Regions from separate parts of the Homo sapiens genome. Here region 2 is linked to region 1. A link is an interaction called in ENCODE POLR2A ChIA-PET data of the cell type or tissue named here. Cell type or tissue: GM12878. All regions are shown on one strand. Each heading gives the region's core, and the rest is flanking DNA. Links, peaks and the distances in the headings are about the cores only. Region 1 has its middle 19 kb from the start of ZDHHC19. Region 2 has its middle 17 kb from the start of TFRC.

The links. ChIA-PET counts read pairs that join two places held together with the same protein. Peaks named below come from ENCODE experiments on the same cell type or tissue, not always from the same donor. Only the 100,000 strongest peaks of a DNase experiment are listed, where the experiment ranks them.
Region 2: POLR2A ChIA-PET joins it to region 1 with 7 read pairs; 13 of 35 experiments call an interaction of 5 or more read pairs at or near these places.

What each region holds. Positions count from the first base shown.
Region 1 is chr3:196,190,817-196,193,712 of GRCh38, reverse strand. No RefSeq gene overlaps it. Among named protein-coding and RNA genes, the nearest start is that of ZDHHC19, 19 kb to the left of the region's middle. RefSeq lists enhancers at 586-1,249, 1,205-1,274, 2,235-2,853. In GM12878, for the core only: no CTCF peak of the experiment used is centred there; DNase peaks (open chromatin) are centred at 632 and 1,352; H3K4me3 peaks cover 409 bases; H3K27ac peaks cover 1,993 bases.
Region 2 is chr3:196,097,546-196,100,441 of GRCh38, reverse strand. No RefSeq gene overlaps it. Among named protein-coding and RNA genes, the nearest start is that of TFRC, 17 kb to the right of the region's middle. In GM12878, for the core only: no CTCF peak of the experiment used is centred there; no DNase peak of the experiment used is centred there; H3K27ac peaks cover 430 bases.

The sequences.
Region 1 (2,896 bases), core at 187-2,686:
CCCTGCCTGGGCCAGGGCCTGTGCTCAGTGTCCAGGCTGCCTCCTTCAATCCTCACGACTGCTCTATGGAACTGTTATTCTAGTTTCTGAGGTGAGGAAACCAGCATGGAGCAAACAAGCAACTCCCCAAGAGGCAGAAGTGCAGCCCCTGTGACTCGTAGCCACCACGAGGTGTGTCTGTGGGCAGTTTCCACATTTTATTTCAACGTGGGGTCACAGTTAAGACGCGGGCTCTGAAGGTGGGCTGCCTGGTTTCTCCCCCTGTAATGTAAGATTAATAATTGTATCTCTAGAAGAAAACACACACACACACACACACACAAGTCGTATCTCATCGTGTGGTTATGACATGGCTTACCTAGTGCATGGAAAGAGCTTGGCACAAACCCCCACACATGACAGGTGCTTCGCAGAGGAAGCAGTGACCATCATAGCCCGATAAAGGAGGCAGGAGGCAGACCAGGCCTTGGGATGCCAGTTACCATGACAACAGCCTCTGACTCCTGTCCGGCTGGGTGCGGGTTTCCCTGTGGCCCTGACAACAGAGGTAAAGGGTGCTGCTTCGGACACGAGGTCTTTGTTACTGTTTTACACAAAACTCCCCAACACTGGTGTCTCCAGGCCAGAAGGGATGGGGGCATGGGCTGAGATTCTTCAAGGGAATGAGAAGAGGGTCACCCAACAACGGCTCTGCCTCCTGTTAAGAAAGCAACTGCTGCTTCTGCTTTGTGGCCAGGCAGTGTTTCAGGCTGAAGGAAGGCAAAAGCAATGGTGTTCCGAGCTCTGTTCCAGGGTGGCTGCTCACAGCCTCCGCCCTCCCTGCTCCTCACCTGACCTCCCCCGCAGGCAGCGTCCCAGGCTCTGCCTCTCCACGTAGGCCTCTGCCTCACCTCTTCTCACCTTTCCACGCTTGCCTCCTCCCTTCCCCTTGCTCCTCCTCCTGTCTTTCTCTTTCTCTTCACACTCTTCTGCTCTCCCTCGATTGCTCTCTCCCTCCTTCTCTCCCTCCCACTTTTCCTGAACCACAGCTTCCAGGAACACAGAGGCAGCTGTCTGACAGCTTCTCACGTCCTGGCTGCGGTTCCAGGAAGGCCCTGGTCTGGGCATGGAAACCCAGGGCACTGTCCACCAGGCTGGAGGCGGGGCCCGCACAGGGCACCTTCGTCTGCCTCTCCCTGGGGCTTCCGCCTCCCACCTGGGCACCCACTTTCCCAGCAGCTTTCTGCTTGGGGAAGTTCTGCTGCTGAAACTGGGGATTCCCAAAGTGGAAGGGGCCCTGCTGAACAGCCAGCCACCTCCCTCACTTCTCAGCAAGAAGAAAACCAAGGCGGTGGGGGACGCAAGGCGGGGCTTCCCCAAGATCACACAGCTGAGCAGAGGCCAGGCCAGGGGGTCCCTGATCTGCCACCTGAGTCCTGGGCCCTTCCTGCCACCCCACGGAGAGGAGACGCCTGGGTCAGAGGCCCGGCCTGTCAACAGGAAGGGCACGTTCTTCCTCCTAAAGGCCTAGTGATCTGACTCCAGTGTAGCAATGACAGCAATGACAACACAGTTGAATGCTAATGGAGGTCCAGGCCTGGGGAAGCACTCGGCCTGCGTTTGCTCACTTAGTCCTCAGCCTCCTGAATGAGGCGCTGCTGTTACTCTTGTGGGTGTCTCGGGCCTGCAAAGACCAGGTGTGCTGGGCTGGGGGCTTCAGGACTACTGTTTTTTATTTTTATTTTTTTATTTTTTTGAGACGGAGTCTCGCTCTGTCGCCCAGGCTGGAGTGCGGTGGTGCGATCTCGGCTCACTGCAGCCTCTGCCTCCCGGGTTCACGCCATTCTCCTGCCTCGGCCTCCCGAGTAGCTGGGACTACAGGCGCCCGCCACCACGCCCGGACAATCTTTTGTATTTTTAGTAGAGACGGGGTTTCACCGTGTTGGCCAGGATGGTCTCGATCTCCTGACCTCGTGATCCACCCGCCTCGGCCTCCCAAAGTGCTGGGATTACAGGCGTGAGCCGCCGCGCCCGGCCCATTCAGAGCTACTCTTGCACTGATCTCCTGCGATTCCTTGACTGAGTGACCAGGGAGGAAGGTCCATGGTCTGAGGACAAGTCCTGAGGTGAACAGGGCTCCAGGCAGGATTTATTCCATGGCCCATTAGTATCCTTTGGCTGAACCTGAGTCATGCTGAACCTCATCTGTCCCCGAGTAGTGGTGGAGGCATGAGGTCAGCAAGTGAAAGCACTGACCCCTGGGCAGGGCCCTGGGCTGTCTGGGCTGGGAGACTCCCCCAGTCAGATTTAGCTCCTAGATGCCTGTTCCTCAGCCCCTAATGGGAGTGGAAAGATCCCTCCTGCCTGCCTTTTCCTGGCAGGGCAGTAAGCGGCTGTGTAGGGAGCACAGGCCGGGCATCCGGAGAGCTGGGTGGACAGGTGGCTCTGCTGCCAGCTGGATGTGTGGCCCTGGATGAAGCCCCGACCTCTCAGAGCTGCTCCGATCTCAACGTGAAGTTGAAACCAAACTCCATGCCCGGCCGACCTCACAGTGCGCTTGTAGGATCAGAAGGGTACATGATGGGCCGGGCATGGTGGCTCATGCCTGTAATCCCAGCGCTTTGGGAGGCCGAGGTGGGCGGATCACCTGAGGTCAGGAGTTCAAGACCAGCCCGGCCAACATAGCGAAACCCTGTCTCTACAAAAAATACAAAAATTAGCCGGGTGTGGTGGCGCACACCTGTAGTCCCAGAGGCTGAGGCAGGAGAATTCCTTGAGATACGGAAGTGGAGGTTGCCGTGAGCCAAGATCGCGTCATTACACTCCAGCCTGGGCGACAGAAGAAGAAAGAAGAAGAAGAAGAGGAGGAGGAGGAAAAAGAAGAAGAAGAAAAGACGAAAAAGAAGAAGAAAAAGAA
Region 2 (2,896 bases), core at 216-2,715, 93 kb after region 1:
GAGAGAATTGTGTGTGTGTGTGTGTGTGTGTGTGTGTGTGTGTAGACAACGGTGAGCTACCTGGCTCCCTGGCTTGCCATCCATTCAATCCCAGCACAATGTAGAGTGGTTTCACAGTTGTTAACCCATATCCCCATGGGAAACAATTTTGCTGTTAGAGTTCAGTGCTTATGTACAGTTCCTTTTATTTTTAGTCTTATAGTCTTCACTTATTTCCAAAGTCACTTAGACCAGCGCTTCCCTTCCATCCCCTTCAATACCCAGCACTTCCCTTCCTTCTCTTTCAATATCCAGAACTTCCCTTCCATCCCCTTCAACACCCAGCACTTCCCTTCCATCCCCTTCAACGCCCAGCACTTCCCTTCCATCCCCTTCAACGCCCAGCACTTCCCTTCCATCCCCTTCAACGCCCAGCACTTCCCTTCCATCCCCTTCAACGCCCAGCACGTCCCTTCCACCCCCAACGCCCAGCACTTCCCTTCCACCCCCTTCAACGCCCAGCACTTCCCTTCCATCCCCTTCAACGCCCAACACTTCCCTTCCCTCCCCTTCAACGCCCAGCACTTCCCTTCCCTCCCCTTCAACGCCCAGCACTTCCCTTCCCTCCCCTTCAACGCCCAGCACTTCCCTTCCATCCCCTTCAACGCTCAGCAATTCCCTTCCATCCCCTTCAATGCCCAGCACTTCCTTTCCATCCCCTTCAATGCCCAGCACTTCCCTTCCATCCCCTTCAATGCCCAGCACTTCCCTTCCCTCCCCTTCAATACCCAGTACTTCCCTTCCCTCCCCTTCAATGCCCAGCACTTCCTTTCCCTCCCCTTCAACGCCCAGTACTTCCCTTCCATCCCCTTCAACGCCCAGCAATTCCCTTCCATCCCCTTCAATGCCCAGCACTTCCCTTCCCTCCCCTTCAATACCCAGCACTTCCCTTCCCTCCCCTTCAATACCCAGCACTTCCCTTCCCTCCCCTTCAATACCCAGCACTTCCCTTCCATCCTCTTCAATACCCAGCACTTCCCTTCCATCCCCTTCAATGCCCAGCACTTCCTTTCCCTCCCCTTCAATACCCAGCATTTCCCTTCCTTTCCCTCCCCTTCAATACCCAGCACTTCCCTTCCCTCCCCTTCAATACCCAGCACTTCCCTTCCCTCCCCTTCAATACCCAGCACTTCCCTTCCCTCCCCTTCAATGCCCAGCACTTCCCTTCCCTCCCCTTCAACACCCAGCACTTCCCTTCCATCCCCTTCAACGCCCAGCACTTCCCTTCCCTCCCCTTCAACGCCCAGCACTTCCCTTCCCTCCCCTTCAACGCCCAGCACTTCCCTTCCCTCACCTTCAATACCCAGCACTTCCCTTCCCTCCCCTTCAACACCCAGCACTTCCCTTCCCTCCCCTTCAACACCCAGCACTTCCCTTCCCTCCCCTTCAACACCCAGCACTTCCCTTCCCTCCCCTTCAACGCCCAGCACTTCCCTTCCCTCCCCTTCAACGCCCAGCACTTCCCTTCCATCCCCTTCAACGCCCAGCACTTCCCTTCCATCCCCTTCAATGCCCAGCACTTCCCTTCCATCCCCTTCAACACCCAGCACTTCCCTTCCTTCCCCTTGGATGTTAGGTCATGTTTGTAGCATGGTGAGGTTCTTTATAACAGTTTGCATTCCATCCTGGGAACCCTCCCACTCCCGCTTTAACATTTGCATATATTAAGGTTGAAATTTGTGCTGTAGAGAAATTTGTGCTCTATGGGTTTTTGTTTGTTTGTTTTGTTTTGTTTTAGTGACAGGGTTTTGCTCTGTCACGGAGGCTGGAGTGCTGTGGGATGATCATAGCTCATGAACTCCTGGATTCAAGGGATCCTCCTGCTTCACCTTCCTGAGTAGCTGGGACTACAGGCGCGTGCCGCTCAGCCAGCTAAAGTTTTTTTTTTTTTTTTTTTTTTTTTTTTTGAGATGATGTCTCACTGTGTCGCCCAGGCTGGAGTGCAGAAGTGCCATCTTGGCTCACTGCAACTTCTGCCTCCTGGGTTCAAGTGATTCTCCTGCCTCAGCCTACTGAGTAGCTGGGATTACAGGTACCCACCACCATGCCCAGCTATTTTTTGTATTTTCAGTAGAGACGGGGTTTCACCATGTTGGCCAGGCTGGTCTCAAACTCCTGACCTCAAGTGATCCGCTGCCTTGGCCTCGCAAAGTGCTGGGATTACAGGCGTGAGCCACCACACCCAGCCAGTTCTATGGGTTTTGAAAAATGCAGTCTCATGTACCATACAGAAGAGTTTCGCTGCCCTAAAATATCATATATGGTTTACCTATTCAGCCTATACTTCATTCTCCAAGCCTCTGGCAACCACTGATGTATTTTAGGTCTCTATAATTTCACCTTTTCCAGAATGTCATATAAATAGAATCATTATAGTATACAGTCTTTTAAGACTGGTTTCTGGCTGGGCATGATGATTCACGCCTGAAACCCCAGCACTTTGGGAGGCCAAGGTGGGTGGATCACTGGAGCCCAGGAGTTTGAGACCAGCCCTAGCAACATAGAAAGATCCTGTCTCTACAAAAATTACAAAACAACTAGCCAGGGGTGGGGACGTGCTCTTGTAGTTCCAGCTGCAAGCTGAGGTAGGATGGCTGGAGCCTGGGATGTAGAGGCTGCGGTGAGCCATGGCCACTCCACTGCACTCCAGCCTGGGTGACAGAGTGAGACCCTATCTCAAAAAAAGAGAAAAGAACAAAAAGACTTATCAGGTAAAATGGCCCAGAATCTAAATTTATGGCCCTCTACTAATCTTGCTGTTTCTTGCTCTAATGGATTTATGGCCATGAGAAACTGCAGCGAAGTGAAGGTGTGCCTGGAAGGGAGAGATGGACTCTGATTAATTGTATCAGTCTCC